Regions from separate parts of the Homo sapiens genome. Here region 2 is linked to region 1. A link is an interaction called in ENCODE POLR2A ChIA-PET data of the cell type or tissue named here. Cell type or tissue: Panc1. All regions are shown on one strand. Links, peaks and the distances in the headings refer to the core of each region. The heading gives the core; the rest is flanking DNA.

Region 1 (4,217 bases), core at 758-3,257:
GTGTTTTTCTGTTCTACAGAGATGCAAATGATTCCTATCTGGTCAGATAAATTACCTCAAAGGTTATAGTTTTGCTGCCCTGTAGCACATTAGCCAGTTTAGTATCTAACTTTGTGATCTTACGTCAGCATTCCTTTTCGTTCTCTGAGTACACAAAATCTTTATTCTCGTAATATCTTTGAACCAGTGTTGCCACCTTGCAAAGTCCCTTATGAATGAGTTACCTACCTCACCGATACATACTCACCATATCTTGTCAAGGCTTCATATTCCTTTCCCTGTATAGTCCCCACAAATATACACTGTCAGCTTTCAATGCACACCAAGCGCCCATTATTGATTCTTTGTCCCGAGTGGCTCCTCTGGAGCATATGCGTAACATCAGGGGGACATAGGGCTTTTAATTGTCAAAAGTATACAAACTCAGCACGTTATTCCAAATAATCTCTGCCCCTGCTCCCTCACATTTTGATCATGCCGTATCTGTGATCTGGGGCTGGGGACTCTGGCCCTCAAGATGCCTCCAATGCTCTCGGCCCCTGCTAAGAGCCTCTGCCCACACACGGGGTCATGCGCATAACCTTAGAACTCTGGGCACGGCTAGATGAACTGTGGCACGCACCTGATCTAGGCAGCAGCCCACTTCCCAGTTGGTCAGCCAGTGAAGGAAGGCTCAGCCCCACCAGGCCAGTGAGATTCTCCGTCTTGGCAAATTGCTTAAAGACTTGATAGTAAAGGAGAAAGAGATAAAGCAGGCACCTGAGGCCCCGAAGCAGCAGACACTTAAATAAGCAGCAGGAAGAAGGTCCTGGCAGAGACAGAACACCTGAGTTTTCCACATGGCACACGGACCTTGGAGGCACAGAGGGATGGGCCCCGCTACTGAGTGGCAAGAAGACGAAATGTCTGTGTCGTAGAACTGTGTGTGATCTTGAAAGACCTCTCGGTTCGTGAATGGCATCTTGGGTTCTGTCAGGCTCCACACAGGTTCTACTGCTCCTCTTCCTCCAACAGGCTGAGCTGTGTGACTTTTCCAGGGTTGCCATCCGACCTGTCATTTGGTCTGTGGCCCTTAGTTTCTTATCCACATGTGGCTGTAAAAGAAACTCCACAATCCTGGAGGGAACTCAGTGGGTCCCTACTTCCAATCCAAAAACCTCGACTCACTCTTTTACTTTTTCTAATAACTTAATAAGTTAAATAATAATAAAAGAATTGTTACCGTTGTTCAGCCAACTCTTTCCGGGCTCATCAACGATTTTCTAGGAAAGAAGGTTTCCTTGGTTAGACCTGCACTTCCTCTCTGTCTCTCTCCATTCATGTTTGAGCATTCATTCATTCTCCCCACAAGCACATCATGGATTCTAAAATGAAGAAGGCAATATTCGTACTTTGAAGATGCTCACATCTTGCATGTGCAGTGTTACAAGAGTGGGGTTGGTGCAGGAGTGAAATGGGAGGCCGTGTCCCGAGATGGGGTCACCAGAACCTGGAGTGACAAGGTGGAGGTGGGGAGAGGAGCTTTTCCTCCTGGCTTTCCCACAAACACTGACTTCCATGCCTCTGGCCTGGAACCACATGTAACCAAAGCCATATGTTCAACTTGCGTTAATTAAATGGTGGCCTCAGCAACATTTCTGGTGCTGCTTCTGTTGCTTTGGCATTATGATGTCTTCAATATTTGTTACTGTGTGTCGTTTGTCATGTTTAACCCAGTGGCTCAGATTCTATTTGTTTGTAAAACTTAAATGTTGAGAGACTTCTGTTCTTGATTTTTTAGAAAATAAAAATTATTTTTGGTTTATTCCATGAGAACATATCTTCTATAGGTTGAACCTCCAAGGTTCTTCCTTCTTGATTTTTCTGGGAGATGACTGTAATTTTTTTTTTTTTTTGAGACGGAGTTTCGTTGCTGTTGCCCAGGCTGCTGGAGTGCAATGGTGCAATCTCAGCTCACCGCAACCTCCGCCTCCCGGGTTCAAGGAATTCTCCTGCCTCAGCCTCCCAAGTAGCCGGGACTACAAATGCGTGCCACCACGCCCAGCTAATTTTTGTATTTTTAGTAGAGATGGGGTTTCACCATGTTGGTTAAGCTGGTCTTGATCCACCTGCCTCAGCCTCCCAAAGTGCTGAGATTATAGGCGTAAGCCACTGTGCCTGGTGTAATCTTAACTGCTTTTTAGGAAATGGTGTAAGAAAAGGCTGTGCCATAAACTCAAAATCCTACTAATCCCCAGTTCTCAGCCCCAAACCGAAGAAAGATTACATTTCCAGTCCAGTTTCTAATCCCAAGTATCCATGCACCCAGGATGGCGGGAAAAGGGAAAAGGCGGTACCTTAAATGAGGGAAGGACATCTCAGTCTTGGCCAGTTCTTACTCTTCCCAGGGGCCACCCTCAAGCCCCACCCTGAGCAGGTAAGTGAGGCAGGCAGGCAGCCTGGGAGCATGTGTGGGAGGGAATCCAACGGTGTTCTCCAGGCTGCAAGAGCTGGGCAGACACAATCGTGCTGCAGCCCTGGCCTGTGTTTTTCTTTCCCACAAAGACCAACACCGGTGCTGCTGACATCATGACAGGTTTGATCATTTTTATTTTGCGGTGAGCGTGGTGTCATGGTGATGAAGAGTCCTGTGAGCTTGTGCAGGTCCCCTCAACTGCAGGCTGTCCAGGCTTCCTCCTCTACAGTAAAGACAAGGAGAATGGCTGCTTCCTAAGGTGATGGCGAGGTAGGATGAGGAGTGTAAACGGCCCACCCTGCTCCCAGTGGTAACTATGGGTATGATTTCCTTTTGGGAGAAGACAGAGATTGCCCTTCTGATCCTCCCAGCTGTAAATTTGGGCTGGGGCAACTTTTAGACACAAACAGGGCACTCCTGGCTACAGGGCCTCAATGTTTTCCTTGAGGTGGAGTATCTAGGCATTTCCCTGAGGTTTCTGATGCCTGGGCAGGGTGGGGTGGGGTGTGGCTGGTTCTGACAGCTGTTCCCCACCCAGCTTTGTGCCCTGGGGAGGGAGATCTACCTGCACATCCCGCTGCACTGGATCTGCAGGGAGCTGGGGCTGCCCTTGGACGCCTCAGGCACAGGCCCTCATCCTCTGCCTAACTGCTTTTTACACCCATCCCTTGAGTCCAGGGAGATTTTGCCACAATTTCAAAAAAGAAATGATTATTCAGAAGGCATTCTTCTATATATTTCCTTTTTTTTTTTTTTTGAGATGGAGTTTCGCTCTGTCACCAGGCTGGAGTGCAGTGGCATGATCGGCTCACTGCAACCTCCGCCTCATGGGTTCAAGCGATTCTCCTGCCTCAGCCTCCCGAGTAGCTGGGACTACAGGTGCATGCCACCACGCCCAGCTAATATTTTAATTTTTAGTAGAGATGGGGTTTCACCATGTTGGCCAGGATGGTCTTAATCTCTTGACCTCGTGATCTGCCCGCCTCAGCCTCCCAAAGTGCTGGGATTACAGGCATGAGCCACCGTGCCTGGCCACATTTCTGTATATCTTGCAAGCAGACACACTGTCTGTCTTTTATTTGATCATCTTTCCAAGGATGCTGGTATAGCATGTATGCTTGGAAAATAGAGATGCTGTTTCTCCAGAGAAAGGGGGAGCTTGCTTGCATTCTTCTATGTAGTTCTAAGGCCCCTGCTCCACTGTACAGCAAGTGGCCACACCCTTAGTGTCTTCCTTGCCTAACCCAGACCCTTACAGCACTCAGCTTGGAAAAGACCCTTGCAGCGCTCAGTTGGGTGCCATGATTATGCCTGTAATCCCAGCACTTAGGGAGGCCAAGGTGGGTGGGTCACTTGAGCCTGGGAGTTTGAGACCAGCCTGGGCACCATGGCAAAACGCCATCTCTAAAAAAAAAAAAAAAAAAAACCACAAAAATTAGCCAGGCATGAGGATGCACCTGTAGTCCCAGCTACTGGGGAGGTTGCTGCAGTGGGAGGATTGCCTGAACCCAGGGAGGTTGAGGCTGCAGTGGGCTGTGATTGTGCCACTGCACTCTATCTTGGGTGACAGAGTGAGACCCTGTCTCAAACGAAAACAAAATTTCAAAAAAAAAAAAAAGAATGCATTCTTGCCCTTAGAGGCTCCATCCTCACCTCCCTCTTCTGGTTTCTCTTCCTCTGTCTCTGCTGTGTGTGTCTTTAATAAAGAACACTGAAATTAGTGAGCCAGGTTTGCCTCCTGGGCAGGAATTATGAAATCCAG
Region 2 (4,217 bases), core at 820-3,319, 120 kb after region 1:
ATGCAGTTATTCTCAATTTTCTATTAAATTTCAAAATGTAAAATTTTCTTATATGGAAAATGTATTTTACTACCATTCAAAATAATGTCTAGAATTCCTACTTCTACGATGGCACAGTGTTATGGGTTGAATTGTGTTCCCCCAAAGATATGATGAAGTCCCATAACCTAGTACCTATAATTGTGACCTTATTTGGAATATAGTCTTTGCAGATGTAATGAAGTTAGGATGAGGTCATTAAAATGGATCCAAATCCAATATGACATGACCAGTGTCTTTATAAGAAGAGGAGAAGAAATAAAGAAACATACCGCGAGAAGACAGCCATATGACAATGGAGGCAAAGACTGAAGTGAGGCATCTACAAATCAGGAGATGCCAAGGATTGCCAGCAAATGCCAGAAGGTAGAAGAAGCAAGGAAGGATTCTCTTCTCCAAGTTTCAGAGTAAACATGGCCCTGCCAACATCTCGATTTTGGATTTCTGGCCTTCAGAACTGTGGGACAATACATTTTTGCTCTTTTAAGCTACTCAGTTTGTGGTGCTTTGTTATGGCAGTACTAAGAAACTAATAGTGTAATGACATTTCCACCACAGAACAACAAGAAAAATAAGAAATATCAACAAACTTCAATAAAGCCAGGAAATATATGAAGCTGAAGCTTTAATTCATGAAGGTAGATTATAATGTATATGGAGACAGATGGAGGAAGATGAAACCCTACAGAGAGTAATACTGACAAGCAGCAGCAAATCTGCCCCACAGAACCAAATAAGGATTCAGGAGCTAAAGGCATTTGGTACAAAGGAAGGCATGGACATGAAAACAGAAGACTTGGTTAAGTCTGGATAAGGGAGAGTTAGAACCCCATTCTCCTCTCCCCTACTTAGTGAGGCCAGGCAATGACCTCATTCCCACCTCTGTAGGAGACTGGCAGTTTTATTCTCCGGAAAATCTAAACCCCAGACTTGGGATACTAGTCTGAGCTGAAAACACAGATATCCATACTACATGGCGAGATTGCCCCAGGCAGAAGATTCAAAGATCCTTCTTTAGAGAAACTAAACATTCTTAGAGAAAATGCCTACAGATTCTAACATTTGGGGATTTCCTAAGTAAAAAATTATCATTCCATCACTCTACAGTGAAACCCACAAGTCAATAAGTGCCATGGATATAGATACAGCACTTCCCATCAGTTTCCCCCTCATTCTAAAATATGAACAGAAATACTACTGGACAAGAAAGGAAAGCCTCCAATATGAAAGACAAGAGACTACAACTAATACAAGAAAGGAGGTCAGAAAAGAGACAACACTAGAAACAAAACAAATTTTTTTTCAAAAATACTGTAATTATTCATCATCTCAAATATTCATCATTTCTTTGTGGTGAGAACATTTAAAATCTTCTCTTTTATCTATCCAGAGATATACATTATTATTAACTATAGTCACTGAAACTTTGCATCCATTGACTAAAGTCTCCCCTTTCCTGGTCCAACCCTGCCCAGCCACTGGATATGCAACTTAGCTGATTTGATCATTCCACAATGTATCAAAACATCAGATTGTACCCCATAAACATATACAATTATCTGTCGATTAAAAATAAAATTTAAAAATACTATAATTATTATCCTAAGAGAGATAAGACAGTGCATCCATGAAATTAGAATAGGATGCTATTAAAAAAAGGCACAATCAGAGGTAACTGAAAAGAATTCTTAGAAATTTAAAATTATGACAGATGAAGAAAATAAATAGAAGAGCTGAAAGATAAAGTGAGGAAATCTTCCAGGAAAACAGAACAAGAAGACAAAGAGATGGACAAGAGGTGATAAAAGACAAGAAAATTGGAGGATCAATCTAGGATGTATGAGAATAAGAAAAAGGAGCTCCACAAAAGGAGTCAGAGAACATGCTGGGGGAAAAATTATTACCAAAGCAACAGGAAGCATTTTCTGGAAATCGAACACTCGAATCTCTAAATTTAAAGGGCTCATTAAGTAGATGACAAAATGAAAAAAAAAAATACCCACATCAATGCAGTTCATTGTGAAGCTGTAGATTATTAAGAATAAAGAGAATGCCTTAAAAGTTTCTTCAACATATTGTGGCAGAGCCTGCTGCTTCCCAGTACACCTTTCCCTTTTTCCTTTTAGTAATAGGATCCCATGAATTTTGGTAAGGCAAATGGCTACCTAGTTAGAGACGTTTCTTAGCTTCCTTTGTAACTAAGAAGGTCTCCTTTTTTTTTTTTTTTTTTTTGAGACAGAGTCTCACTCTGTCGCCCCAGGCTGGAGTGCAATGACACGATCTTGGATCACTGCAACCTCCACCTCCCGGGTTCAAGCAATTCTCCTGTCTCAGCCTCCCAAATAGCTGGGACTACAGGCACACGCCACTATGCCCAGCTAATTTTTGTATTTTTAGTAGAGATGGGGTTTCACCATGTTGGTCAGTCTGGTCTCAAACTCCTGACCTCAGGTGATCTGTCTGCCTCGGTCTCCCAAAGTGCTGGGATTACAGTCGTGAGCCACCGCGCCCGGCCCAGATCATGTTTTTATAACAAAGCTCCTTGCCCTCCATCTTCCTGCTAGCCAGAAAATGGTAACAACTACAGCAGGTACTCAAGACAGAGATGGAAGTCACATCTTGAGAATTCTGAATTGCCCTGCTTAGCTGGAAAACCCAGTGGAGCAGAGTTGCTTACTTGCTCTGGCTATTGTGAGGAATAAACTTCTATTTCATTTAAGGCTCTGTATATTTGGGTCCCTCTGTATGACATTGGGTCCTCTGCTACTGTTAAGTATGCTCTAAGTTTAAAAAAAGATTGAAACTGTAGGATCATTGAGAGAAAGATATTTGTCTATTTCATTCACTGCTATCACTCTCACATCTAGAATAGTGCCTGCACATTATCAGGCATTTAAAAATTATGTACTGAGTAAGTAAATGAATGGTATTAGACTTTTCAGCAGGAATTATGAAAGGCAGAAGACCGTGGAGGAAAATGAGTTCAAAATTCTGAGTCAAATTATTTTTTACATTCTATTTCCAGCTAAACTATTAACAATTAAATGTATAATAGGCTTCCACAAAATAAACAAAAAAAGGTATAATAGGTTTCCATATATGCAATAACTTAAAAAGTTTAAGTCATATGTATTATCTTTTCTCACGTAGCTACTAAAGGAGCTACTCCTATTAAAATCAGGGAGCATATCAAGAAAGAAGATGAGGAATCCAAAAACAAGGATCCAACACAGGAGGGAGGCAAAGGGAATTTCTAGGATGACAATGAAAGAAAGTTCTAGGATGACAGCAGGGTCAATACCTGAATATCAACCAGTCCAAACTGGAACGGGGGACAAAAAGGCACCAGGAAGGAAGATTCTAGGAAAGAAAGAAGGGAAAGGGAAAGGGAAACGAAAAGAAAAGAAAAAGGAAAACCCTGCTAGGTTCCCTGATTTGCCTGACTTTATGGAAAACTGCTATGAAAGGGCATGGAAAGGTGCTAAACAAACATACAAACAAACCTAAACAAACAAACAAATCTAAACATTAATGAGGCAATTATGAACTCCAGGAAACAGAGCTATACAAGAAAGGAAGCATAGCAGTGAATAATATTTGCCCCAAATGTGGTTAAGTATAGGCAGGGTAGACATGAAATTCTCATCCACCATAAGAGGAGATCAGTAAACATTGTCTAAAATTAATGACTCAAGAGAGACTACAAAAACATCATTTAGAAATGTGGAAGTGTCCTTGGAGAACAAGAAAAGGAGTGGGGAGACTTGAGGTAGAGAACCACTGTTAATTTCATTTTAAGTGTCTTAGCACTATTTCCCTTTTAAATTCTATTAATATGTCACTTTGATAAATTTTTTTTTGGTAGGGAGGACAGGGTCTTGCTATGTTGCCCAGGCTAGTCTTGAACTGCTATGTTGCCCTGACCTCAAGTGATACTCCTGCCTCAGCCTCCCAAAGTGGTAGGATTACAGGTATGAGCCACTGTGCCTGGCCAGATAAAAATTTTTTAACCTAAAATATAAAATTAAACATTTAAAAGACTAAGCTTATTTTTCTCATAAGATAGGGAAACTTGCTACTATATATTTTACTATGCTCGAAGCAGATGTTCTCCAGATTGAGAGAATTATACCCAAAGGTGCTGTGTTCATTTTTGAGTTATTTTGTTTTAAACAAAT

Evidence for each region. Peaks named below come from ENCODE experiments on the same cell type or tissue, not always from the same donor. Only the 100,000 strongest peaks of a DNase experiment are listed, where the experiment ranks them.
Region 2: POLR2A ChIA-PET joins it to region 1 with 6 read pairs; 11 of 35 experiments call an interaction of 5 or more read pairs at or near these places.

The regions. Positions count from the first base shown.
Region 1 is chr14:50,004,742-50,008,958 of GRCh38, forward strand. It overlaps LINC01588 (long intergenic non-protein coding RNA 1588), which reads right to left and starts at 2,779. Exons shown (of 4, transcript NR_126498.1): 1 at 853-2,779. It overlaps LINC01599 (long intergenic non-protein coding RNA 1599), which reads right to left. Exons shown (of 9, transcript NR_131171.1): 9 at 2,572-2,678. In Panc1, for the core only: no CTCF peak of the experiment used is centred there; no DNase peak of the experiment used is centred there; H3K27ac peaks cover 2,065 bases.
Region 2 is chr14:50,124,888-50,129,104 of GRCh38, forward strand. All of the region lies in intron 21 of SOS2 (SOS Ras/Rho guanine nucleotide exchange factor 2), which reads right to left. Among named protein-coding and RNA genes, the nearest start is that of VCPKMT, 10 kb to the left of the region's middle. In Panc1, for the core only: no CTCF peak of the experiment used is centred there; no DNase peak of the experiment used is centred there.